2 separate regions of the Homo sapiens genome follow, and region 2 is linked to region 1. Evidence: chromatin contacts called from ENCODE Hi-C or POLR2A ChIA-PET data. All regions are on one chromosome and are shown on one strand. The core of a region is the stretch at or near the end of the contact, and the rest is flanking DNA. Distances in the headings are between cores, read along the strand shown. Region 1 holds the start of EWSR1 (EWS RNA binding protein 1). Region 2 holds the start of SF3A1 (splicing factor 3a subunit 1).

What was found. A loop is a pair of places that touch in the nucleus more often than their neighbours do. ChIA-PET counts read pairs that join two places held with the same protein, here RNA polymerase II (POLR2A). Pooled maps may share reads with other maps.
Region 2: a loop to region 1 is called in a pooled map, with 21 times the contacts of the local background. The contact joins the promoter of SF3A1 here to the promoter of EWSR1 in region 1. A Hi-C loop is called at or near these places in 6 of 50 pooled maps. POLR2A ChIA-PET finds 5 or more read pairs at or near these places in 2 of 52 experiments (H1 and activated CD4-positive, alpha-beta T cell).

Annotation. Positions count from the first base shown.
Region 1 is chr22:29,264,098-29,269,625 of GRCh38, reverse strand. EWSR1 (EWS RNA binding protein 1) reads right to left here and starts at 1,358. Exons shown (of 17, transcript NM_005243.4): 1 at 1,277-1,358. The coding sequence starts at 1,289. RHBDD3 (rhomboid domain containing 3) reads left to right here and starts at 1,645. Exons shown (of 7, transcript NM_012265.3): 1 at 1,645-1,878; 2 at 2,049-2,200; 3 at 3,958-4,147; 4 at 5,408-5,528. The coding sequence starts at 4,000. RefSeq lists a silencer at 1,013-1,102 and enhancers at 1,273-1,332, 1,443-1,502, 895-1,766.
Region 2 is chr22:30,353,093-30,359,146 of GRCh38, reverse strand. SF3A1 (splicing factor 3a subunit 1) reads left to right here and starts at 2,253. Exons shown (of 16, transcript NM_005877.6): 1 at 2,253-2,417. The coding sequence starts at 2,355. It overlaps CCDC157 (coiled-coil domain containing 157), which reads right to left and starts at 2,140. Exons shown (of 12, transcript NM_001017437.5): 1 at 2,015-2,140. RefSeq lists an enhancer at 772-1,371 and a silencer at 2,307-2,556.

The sequences.
Region 1 (5,528 bases), core at 109-2,608:
GTCCTTAAGTTGCTGGATTCTGGACTCCAAAAACTCTGGAGTGCCCAGAACTTTTCCTGTCTTCCTTCTCATCTTCTCCCACTGTCTCTAAGGCCTGGAACCAGGTGGCCTGAGAATACCCCCGGGGCAAAAATGCTCCACCCTGCCAATTTTCGCGGGTTAGTGTACCCACAGATTGCGAACTGCAGGTGATGGCTAGGCGACACTCTTAAACGCTCCTTCCATCAAGGACCACTCTACTCCCATTTTGGAGTTCCCAACCGGGGCTTGCTTGCAAGTGCCTTTAAGATTGCTTCTACTGGCCTTTTTTCCCCTCTCCTCTGTCGACCTACGAAATCAACAGGCCTGCCGGCCTAACGCAGGCGAATAAACGTGCGAGGCCACTGCTGAAACATAATTCAAATGAAGGCTCGGCCTTTTGTTCCTCCTAGGTCAGAGAGACCAGAAATATCTTTCTGGTAGCGTTTCTCGTCTCTCGACCCAGGCTGGCCTTATTATACAACGGATGTCCCTCGGCGTTTGCAGAAAAAGGGCCCTGGGAAGCCACTTAATTGGTTTTGGGGGAGGGGAGGACGTGGATTAATAACGATAAAAATGGAGAAGCCCAAGAAAGCGGCAAACTGGGGGCCCTGGAGGAGGGAAGCACATTCTGTCTAAAGCCCAGGCGAGCAGAAGTTCGGCTTGGGGCTGGAAGCCACAGAGGGGGCAGCTCGGCAGCGCCAGACGCCCCAGCCGACTGGGTCTTAAGGATGACGGGGCTCCCGCTCATAGGCCGGCACCCCTCGGCCCACAAATCCACGGTATCTTTATTTGCTTTTTCCCCTGGTTTCTCAGGAAACCCTGAAAACGGGGAGGGAGGCCTCACAGGGACAGCAGCCTGCGGGCCCCCCGGCGGTTTCATAGTGACCGGCTTGAGGCCTGGCCAAATCCTCCCCTTCACGCAGGGCCTCGAAGGCCGCAGGCCCCGCCCACGTGGCGGGAGGCCCGGAGCTCAGGGCGCGAGGACCGCCACACAATGGAGGCCAAGGCGGGCCCCGCGCGCCCCCGCCGCAGCAAGCCCCCCGCGCGCCACGGGCGCCGGAAGATTCCAGAACCGGCCCGCCCGGTTGGGGGAGGGGAGAGGAATGCGGATCCCCGAGCTCGTCGGGCCGCGGCGGGTGCCTCAACCCCCTCTCGGCAACTCCACTCAGTCTTCCCAGCCAAGCCCAGAGACGAACGACCCCCAGTTTGGGCGTTCCGGCTACCGCCGGCGCGACCGCAGTTCCACCATACTCACCCGTGGACGCCATTTTCTCTCCTTCCTCCTCGTTCTCTCAACGTCCGTCTCCCTCTCGCTTTCCCTCTAGGCGCCGCACTGCGCAGGCGCAAATCTCGCAACCCCGGGCGCGACCATCGGGCCAGGCCACGGGGGTGGGGTCAGGAGGGATGAACCACCGCTTACTCGTTCTTCGCGTCCGCAACTCTTGTCCCAGTCCTCTCTAAAGAGCGCCCGACGTGACACTCGGGCCAAAATAGCATCTAAGGGGCCAGAGCGGGGGTGAGCGGGTCTCAGCGTGAAACCGGAGAGGCTCTCAGCACGAGACTAGGCTGTTTGGAATGGTTCCGTCCGCTGGCTCTAGGGACGGTCGCTGAAGAGTCGGCCCTGCAGGGAGACGGAGATCGGCGGGAGGGCTGGGGGAAGGGACCCGGACTAGAACAACTGCTGACTAATCCGCGGGCCGCGGGGAATGGGTGGCGCGCCAGCCGGTCGGCAGGGGTCACGCGGCCGGGTGTGCGCGGAATGGATTCAGGGTTCTCGGGTCGCGCCCGGGAGCTAGAGTCCTGACTCCCAGCCGGGGTCCCCGACCGGCCTTTCGGGGTTGCCGGGCGCGCTCTGCAGTGAGTACCCGGGACGCGTGGCCCGGGCCAGCGGGGAAGGGTCCCCAAGGCCGGTCGGCTGGGTGGGAGGCCTCGAACGCCGTGCCTGGCCCCGAGACCCTATCCCCGGTAACGGTCGAGGTGGAGCAGGCCCTTTAATCATCCCTCATCCGATATCCTTGTTTCTACAGAAGGGGAAACTGAGGCCCAAGGAAATTGAGTATCTCTGCAAAGTCACCAGCTGAGTTCGAACCAGACAGATCCTGGGACCCCCTACTCTATCCGCCACCGGAAGAATCTCCGTCCTTGTCTTTCCATTCTGCCCTCCCGGCTTCCCAGTAAGGTAGGCAGGGCCTGGTGGTGCACTGCCCCGTTTCATAGATTGAAGAAAGTGAGGTCCAGGGGGCTCAAGTCCCAGTTCCGAGTGTCCACGGGTAAGCCCTTCACCCTTGCTAAGGTGCCCAGAGCTGGGGAATGGTTGTGAGGTGTCGATGCAGGAGGAGGTTTACGGTGGGTGCCTTGGCCCCAAACCCTGCCTCCAGGCAAGGCTGACCCTGCCCACCTTCCTGGACCTCTAGCCCCAGCCCCCTAGGTGGATGCCCGGGTCCGCGAAGGGCAGGGTTCACCTTCAAATCCCTCGGCAGGACCAGGAGCCAAGCTAGTGTCCTTTTTTCAGTGAACATATATAAAGCACTGGCTGTGTGCTGTGAATACCCTGGGGAATGTGGGGTTGGATCAGAGGAGCCATGAGCTCAGACCACCTGCCTAGGGAGACAGACTGGCCAAGCTGTGCTCCTAAGGATAAGATCCATGATGTTAGGGGGCCAGAGGAGGGGAAGGGATATTTGAGCTGGGCTTCCAAGGGTGAAATAGGAGTTTGCCTGCTGGCAAAATGGAGGGAAGGACAATGCAGGCAGAGGAGCTTTCCACATTTTTCCTGCAGGAAACTGGTAGATGTGGAGAAGGCGCTTGGCAGGGGAGCAAATTAGGCAGCCTTCTTGTCTCTCTGGGATCCTGCTTCCTGCCCTGAATCAGCTCAGTGGGAGTCCTGGGACCGAGAGGCCTGACCAGGGGTGAAGACCTACAGGCCCTGGAGGACAGGCTGGATGCAAGAGAACAGCACGGGGGAGAAGGCCTTGCTTTGGTGGGCAGGGAAAGGCCATGTTTGAGGGCCAAAGCTGGGACCAGCTAGGCTGGAGCAGCCACCTCCATATTGAGGCCTTCTCGATGGGCCAGTTGGTGGCTACAGACGCCTGCCATGATTAGTGCGGATTGCTATGGTTTATGGAGGAAGAGTTGTGGGCCAGGGCCTGCCTTAGCCTATTCCTTTTTATTTCATCATACTCTGAGGAAAAGAATTTATGAATTTCCATTTTACAGATGAGAAAGGAGAGGCTCATCTGTAAAATGAGGCTCATCTGTAAAAAGATGAGGTTGGAAACTTGCCTCAGGACACAGAGCAGAAAGAGGTGGAGCGCATACTGTACCCTTCCTGTGGAAAGGGGAGCCAGGGCCAGAGGGGCTGTGCCAGTAAGGAAGCAGGAGGAGGCTTACAGTGGATGGGTTCACCCTCAAAGGGGATGTCTCAGTCGCAGGTCTCTGAGTATGGCTCAAGATGTGGGACTTCTGCCCATCTGCCCTACCCCTTACCCTGTCGGCTTGCCCATTGTCTGGCCCCACCCCAGGGTCAAGGGCAACTGAAACCATCTGGAGCATTAAGGCTGGGAACAGGGGAGGGGAGGAAGGAGGGAGGTAGTAGTCTGAGGGAAGGGGGAGGACAGAAGAGGGCTAGAGATGGCCCTGAATTCGCCCTGGGGGGTGAGGGCCTGAACCCCTCTTTTTGGGAGTTCAGGGCCTATCAGGACTCAGAAGTCTCTATGCCTGTCCCCTGCCAGTCCTTAAACAGAGGTGAGTGGAATGGTAAGATGGCTTATGAGCGCATGGGTTAGGGTCTGAGCTCCACTAAGGCCAAGCTGCTGGGCCTGCGTCTCCAGCCTGTTTCCACCTCTGTAAAATAGGGCTGTTGATAAGGTGCTTGAGAGGGTATTGGTGAGATAAAAGCTCCAGTAATAACTTGTTATTGTTTTCTTTTATCCCCAGCACACAGCCCCAGGACCACCCTTGACCGTCCTCAACCAAGCGATGCATGCCAGGGGCCCCCATGGCCAACTGTCCCCAGCACTGCCTCTGGCCTCCTCAGTCCTGATGCTGCTGATGAGCACCCTGTGGCTGGTGGGGGCCGGCCCCGGCCTGGTCCTGGCCCCGGAGCTGTTGCTGGACCCCTGGCAGGGTGAGGGCCAGCCACGTGGACCTTGGAGGAAGCAGGAGACTTGCTGTAGGGCCTGGGCCCACTTGGCAGGAGCAGCACAAGGCCTCCAGGGGTCAAACAGGGATGGGGCCCAGTGTCCCGGGAAAGCATGGCCTTAGACAGGAGCATGCCCAGCACATCCACAGCCAAGAAGGGAGGCAGAGGACTCCCTAGGGTGGGCTGGAACCTATGGGTAGGAGTGCTTTTCTCATGGTTTCCCTTTCTAGCAGCTTTTCCTTGAAATAAGAACTAAGGCCAGGTGGCTGACGCCTGTAATCCCAGCACTTTGGGAAGCTGAGGCAGGTGGATCACTTGAGGTCAGGAGTTCGAGACCAGCCTGGCCAACATGGTTAAACCCTGTCTCTACTAAAAATACAAAAATTGGCCGGGCGCAGTGGCTCACTCCTGTAATCCCAGCACTTTGGGAGGCCGAGGCGGGCGGATCACGAGGTCAGGAGATTGAGACCATCCTGGCTAACACGGTGAAACCCCGTCTCTACTAAAAATACAAAAAGATTAGCTGGGCGTAGTGGCGGGTGCCTGTAGTCCCAGCTACTCGAGAGGCTGAGGCAGGAGAATGGCGCGAACCTGGGAGGCGGAGCTTGCAGTGAGCCAAGATCGCGCCACTGCACTCCAGCCTGGGTGACAGAGTGAGACTCCATCTCAAAAAACAAAACAAAACAAAACAAAAAAACAGCTAAGACTTTCAACTAAGCATCAGGATGGGAGGAGGAGGTGTTGGGGTTTTGAGGAGTGACCTCAGCTGAGCACCTGTTTCCCAATAATAACTCCTCCAATTTGTATTTGAGGACCCCCAATGATGCTCAGAGAGGTTAAGTGATTTGACCAGGGTCACACAGCTTGAGGGAATGGGGTAGCTCCAGGATTGAAGCAGGCCATTTCATGCTCTCAGCCAGGTATGATTTAGTAAATACAGAAGCAGAGTACCTTCATGGTGTCTGGGACATAGTGAGTGCTCTGTAGCGGGTTGTCAGTGAAAAGACTGAGTGGCACGTCCAGTGTATTCTGTTTAATACCACAGAGGCGTAGCCACAGTGTTTGGAAGTCCTTGGTCCCTTCCACCAATGATTAAGTGCTGGCTGTGGGAAGACTGGCTCCTGGGGAGGGGAGGTGGGCTCAGCAGGTGGCCCTGGTGTAGCGTAACCTTCAACCTGGCACACCTGGGACAGCCTTGGATGTTGGGGCCACTAACCTGGCACATAAGCCCCTTCTCTCTCCCAGTGCACCGGCTGCTGACCCATGCCCTGGGCCACACGGCCCTGCCAGGCCTGCTCCTGAGCCTGCTGCTCCTGCCCACTGTGGGCTGGCAGCAGGAGTGCCACCTGGGCACGCTGAGATTCCT
Region 2 (6,054 bases), core at 1,004-3,503, 1.1 Mb before region 1:
TATTCAGGTGGCAAAGCATCTGGAATTCATAAGCTTGCTTGTGAAGGCACCAGGAAACACTGATCTGTTCACCTTCAAATAACTATAGCTGCCACATGGGGCCATCCTGGATATCAACTCCCAGTAGATCCTGGATCAGATAAGCAGCAGCAAATGCCCAAGTGTCAGGAAAATCCAAGATGACCTTATGTTGTTTCTTCTGAAAATTGAAGTCATGCAGATACAAGCATAGTTTAAGAAGTACTTTATGTGTGTGTCAAGTGAAGAAGCACTTGACGTGAGCTCTTTCTGCAATTCCTGGGTCTTGAGTGGAACCCTCAGTCTGAAGCTGCCAGCCCGGCACTGTACCCATGACCACATAGGTGACAGCACTAATTGAGCCCTTAGGGAGGAGCAGCAGCTATCTCTGCCTCTCCTCAATTTCCTGGGGCTCAAGGTGGACTTTTGACTCCCAGAGAAGAGCAGGAGCCTTTCCTGCATTTCCGTTCAACATTCAAGCGCCTTCTCTCTCTCAGAACTAGTACCCTAACCCTACTCGGTAAAGATGATGCCTACTTCCCAGCCAGGGTGCCTGGTGAGATTCAAAGCCACCACCATGAAAACACGGGAAACTCTAAAACCAGCTATGTGGCAGATGTCAGTCTCAAACATGAGATTGTTAATTGCCTGGATCCCTGGGGATACTGAAGGGACTGAGGGCAAAATAACTAACTGCACTAGTAGAGGAATAAGACTGGCTTGAACTTGCATTCCCACTCTACCAACTCCAAACTTCACTGTCCTCATTTGTAAATAGGTTGCTATAAGGAATAAATGACGTAACACATGAAGTGTTGGGCACAGTATCCGGCTCATAGTAAATGACCAATACATCCCAGCTATCATTATTCTACATTAATAACAACCATGACACACAGCTACGATGTGTGTGGGGGGAGGGGGAAGACTTGAGAGAGCAACCTTTCCTATCACTCCCTCATTTCACAGGTGAGGAAACTGAAGTCCAGGAACAGGTTCGGAGCCAGCTCCCCGCTTTCCAGAGTTGAGGAGAGGAGGAAGGAGAGAGGGGGGAATCGCAGGAGAGGGAGAGAAGCCGGCGGGATTCGAGGTAGGCCTCTGGGGAGCGAGCCGCATAGCTTGCAGGGCTGCATCTGTGAGAGTGAGGGGTGAAGCCTAAAGCAGCAGCCCTGCGTGATGGCTCATGCGTGTAATCCCAGCACTTTGGGAGGCCAAGGCGGGAGGATCGCTTGACCCCAGGAGTTTGAGACCAGCCTGGGCAACATAGGGAGACGTCCTCCCATGTCCCTACAAAAAAAAAAATTTAAAAACTGGCCGGGCGCGGTGGCTCACGCCTGTAACCCTAACACTTTGGGAAGCCGAGGCGGGCGGATCATTTGAGGTCAGGAGTTCCAGACCAGCCTGGCCAGCATGGTGAAACCCCGTCTCTACTAAAAATGCCAAAAAAAAAAAAAAAAAAATTAGCCGGGTGTGGTGGGCGCCTGTAGTCCCAGCCACTCGGGAGGCTGAGGCAGGAGAATCGCTTGAACTCGGGAGGCGGAGGTTGCAGAGAGTCAAGATCGCGCCACTGCACTCCAGCCTGGGTGACAGAGCAAGACCTTGTCTCAGAAAAAAAGAAAAAAGAAAGACAAAGAAAGCAGCAGCCTTGATTTGAGAGGGAGGCCCCCAGTGGGGCTTGAGGGCGGGACTACGGAAGGCAGGGGATGGAAGCAAGAAAAGGCAGGTTCCGTGGGAAAAGCGAATTAAGGGCGTAGGATTTGGAAGCGGGGCTTGGAGGATGTGGGTCTGAAATGAAAGGGGGGACTAAGGGAGTAGGGAAGTGGGGCTCTTAGGCGGTGAGCCTGAGGGGACAGGGGCTCTCCTAAATGAGAGACCAATGGGAGGGAGCTGGGCTCTTGGAAGGCGGGGTCGAAGGGAGCGAGGTACTGGCCTGTGGAGTAAAGGAGCCGCGAGGTGAGTGCGGCGGGGGTCCGGCGGGTGACGTACAACATCTCACCTGTCTTCGGCGTCGCGGCTTCAGCCTTCGTGTCTGGTCGGCTCCCGGAACTGCCCCCGGTGCGCCTGCGGCCACCGGGATCCCCGAAAAGCCCTAGCCGGGCGCTCAGGCCGCTGCCTTGGCAACGGCGTCGGACGCCGCGGTGCCCGCGGGGAGGGGCGGGAAGCGCGTCACGGCGAGGGGACGGTCCCGGAAGTGCGCCAGTCGTACCTTCGCGGCCGCAACTCGCTCGGCCGCCGCCATCTTGCGAGCTCGTCGTACTGACCGAGCGGGGAGGCTGTCTTGAGGCGGCACCGCTCACCGACACCGAGGCGGACTGGCAGCCCTGAGCGTCGCAGTCATGCCGGCCGGACCCGTGCAGGCGGTGCCCCCGCCGCCGCCCGTGCCCACGGAGCCCAAACAGGTACCTCTCCCCCGCCCCTCAGCCTGCAGCCGGAGGGTTGGCCTGGGCGCTCCTTACTCGCACAGGAATAAGCGGCCGGCCGCTATGAAGGGCTTGGAGGGACTGCAAGTCCCAAGAGGCTGCGCGCTTCCCGCGCTATGGTGGTGTTCTGGTAGCGAAATGAGCCACCCTGAACGGGATTCTCTAAGTGGTCCGCGGAGCAGCCCCGTCGGCACGAGCCGGGAGCTTCTTAGAAATGTGGAGTCTCCGCCGTAGATCTTTTAAATAGGAATCTACATTTGAACAAAATCCTAAGGTGATTGATTTATAAGTGCGAGAGGCGCTGATCCAGCCCATCCTCTGATCTTATGTAGCAGTTGGGGCCGCCGGCCACAGCCTTTCCCCAGTAATGGCTAATTTCCCAGCCTGCACGGTACATCTTTGGATGTTAATTCTCAGCATCTATTTCGGTGTCTGCCCCAAGCCAGACACCGTGCCAGGCTCCCACATTACCGGAATGAATGGGGCATGGTCCCTGCCTAGGGAGCTCACAGGCTAACGAGAAGACAGACATATGAGAATGCTCACCAAATGTTTGTTGTCCCAATGGCCATCGATGATACAGTGCCAGCCCGCCCTTAATAAAGCTCTCCAATCTCGAATGTGCACAAACCATTGTAGTATGGTGTGATATGCCCTGTGATAGAAGTTTCAGGTACAAATCTAATGAACATTGTTTGCTGGGCTAGAAGGGATATTAAGGTAGGGAAGCCCACAAGAGTGAGAGGTAAATTTCTTTTAGAAGAAGGAATAGGAGTTTGCCAGGTAGGTGACTAGGGAAGGGAAATAGCATCCTTTATTCATCCAGCAAATATTTATTGAACACATACGCTGATCATTGCTTTGGGTTCAGAATAAGGGGGGCGGGGGGGGGGAACATGACTGAAGAAGCCATGCCTTTTCCACAAATATTTAAGTGCCCGTGTGTCCCTGGCATTTTCCCAGGCATTGGGGGAAAATAAGGTAATAGCCAGATAATATGCGCAAAGACACCGAGGTGAATCAAACGGTGTCTCTGATCAAGAGTAAATGAACAAGTGTTGAAGCATAGACTTAGGAGCGTAGTGGCAGGAGATGCGATTCTTACTTAGGATTTGAACTTTTCCTTGTAGACAGTGGGAAGAAAAGGGAGTGTTTTAAGCCAAATAGTGACATTTGTGTTTCAGAAATTCAGGTAGGCAGACGTGTGGAGAATCACTATGAGGGGAGGCCAGTCACGCTATTCCAAAGAGGCTGAAGGCCTGGCCGAGATTAGGGCAGAGGGGGTAGGCAGGCTCTTCAGCCAGAGTGGTGTGTTAGAATCCTGGTTCTGCCAGTTGGACATTAAGCTCTCCATCTCTCAGTTTTGTCATCTGTAATGTGGAGATATTAAGAGTTCTTGGCCGGGTCCAGTGGCTCACGCCTGTAATTCCAGCAGTTTGGGAGGCCGAGGCAGACAGATCACTTGAGGTCAGGAGTTTGAGACCAGCCTGGCCAACATAGCAAAACTGTCTCTACTAAAAATAAAAAATTAGCCAGGTGTGGTGGTGCATGTTTGTAATCCCCACTATTCGGGAGAGAATTGCTTGAACCTGGGAAGCAGAAGTTGCAATGAGCCAAGATCATGCCGCTGCACTCCAGCCTGGGCGACAGCAAGAGACTGTCTCAAAAAAAAAAAGAGTACTTAATCTTATAGGCTTCTTCTAAAGGTTATAAGAGTTAATATATTTAAAGTGCTTGGGAAAAATACCTGGGATCTACTCATAGCTTGATAAAAGTTTTTTTTAAGAGACCGGGTGTCGTTCTGTCACCCAGGCTGGAATGCAGTGGTGCAGTCATAGCTTACTGCAGCCTTGAATTCTTGGGCTCAAGCAATCTTCCTACCTCAGCCTCCTGAGTCACCGGGATTATAGGTGCAAGCCATTGTGCCCAACTTGATAAACGTTATTATCATCGAGTGTGGAAGCTGAGGAAGAGAGAGGAGCCCCCAACTTTCTGGCATGGGTGACTGGGTAGCTATTCCTGAGGAAAGAGGTTAGAGATGAAAGTGCCCAGTAGTTAGCTGCACCTGAAGCTGTTTAGTACACAAGAGTGTTCTGGGACATCAGTTTGGGCCAGATTGTTTAGTCTAGAGGCGGAAGGGGAAGTGGAGGACACCAAAAACTGAGAAGAGAACCAAGAACAGAATTGGGCGGTGGGAGTGGGGATCTCCAGCTTCACAGTGCAGGAGGTGAAACGGGTCAGGAAGGAAACTTGAATGGAATGGTGAGCAAGATGGGAAGACAGGCAAGAATGGGGCCTAGGAGTTGAGAGTTTTGTGAAGGAGTGGTCACCATTCACGCCCAGATAATGGCTGTGGGCAGTTGTTTTTGACTTTGTCAAGAGCACTTAAAATGAATGGGGACCAGATGGGAGGCAGGGAAGTGGGACCAGCAAGACTGAAGAGAACTCAGGATGTTTAGCTGCCAGAGGAAGGTGTGGGAGAAGGCAGCGGCAGAAAAGAACATGAAGGCAGAGGAGAAACTTCGTTTCTCTAAGATAAGAGACTTGACCCTTTGTTTACTAAGGGGAAGAAGCTGCTGGTGAAAAAATATTGGTACTTATGGGATCGTTAGTGCTGAGCCTTCCAGTGGAATTTCACAAAACACTTGAGCATTGAATGTTGGTTAAGACAGTGGAGTAGAGGCAGAGAGGGCATTCAGGGCAGAAGAATTTGTCAGCAGATAGTTTCCCATTTCTTTATTCAGCAAACAATCATTAAAAATTCCATGCCAAGCCCATCGCTGGGTGCAGGGTTACAGACATGGCCTGGATTCTGGAACATGGTTTCTCAGAATGTAGTCGGAGTCCCTGCATCTGAATCACCTGGGCATTTGGTAATGTAGCAGGACGAGTCGCAGACAAAACTCCTCAGACACCGGATTAAAGAAGGAAGAGGTTTTTTATTCATCCGGGAGCGTCGGCAGACTCGTGTCTTAAGAGCCGAGCTCCCCGAAAAAGAAATTCCTAGCCCTTTAAAGGGCTTACAACTCTAAAGGTCTATGTGAAAGAGTCATAATAGATCAAGTAAGCGTGAGGAACGTGACTGGGGGCTACATACATCAGCTAACAGAACAAAAAGTTTTACAGTGCTTTCTCATACAATGTCTGGAATTTACAGATAACACCAGTAGTTTTGGTCAGGGGTTAATATTATTATTATTTTAACCACCAGGGCCAGGTGGTGGCACCAAGGTCGTCTAGCTATTTATCTTACTTCTGTTTCTTTCCAACTTTTTGCTTTCTCCCTTTTCTCCTGTCTTATAAACTAGGGAAAAGGGGAGGTTGGGGAGAAACTGGGAAGGACAACAGGAGAAGTGCTGGTCTCATACCATAGTAAAAATGCAGATTCCTGGTCTCACTGAGATAGTCCAGTGAGAGAGGAGCCAGGGAAGCTGCTCTTCTCCCTGGGTCCCCAGGAGCAGCCCCTGCAGGTGCAGTGAACTTAAGAGAACTGCTTTTCTGAAGTAGAGGGTTCTAACCTGAGGGAAGTCTGTGAATGAAAGTCTACTCTGAATGATATCCTAGAGGAGTTTTACAGTGGAGAACCTGCTCTGAACCAGGGACTTTAAAACCTTAT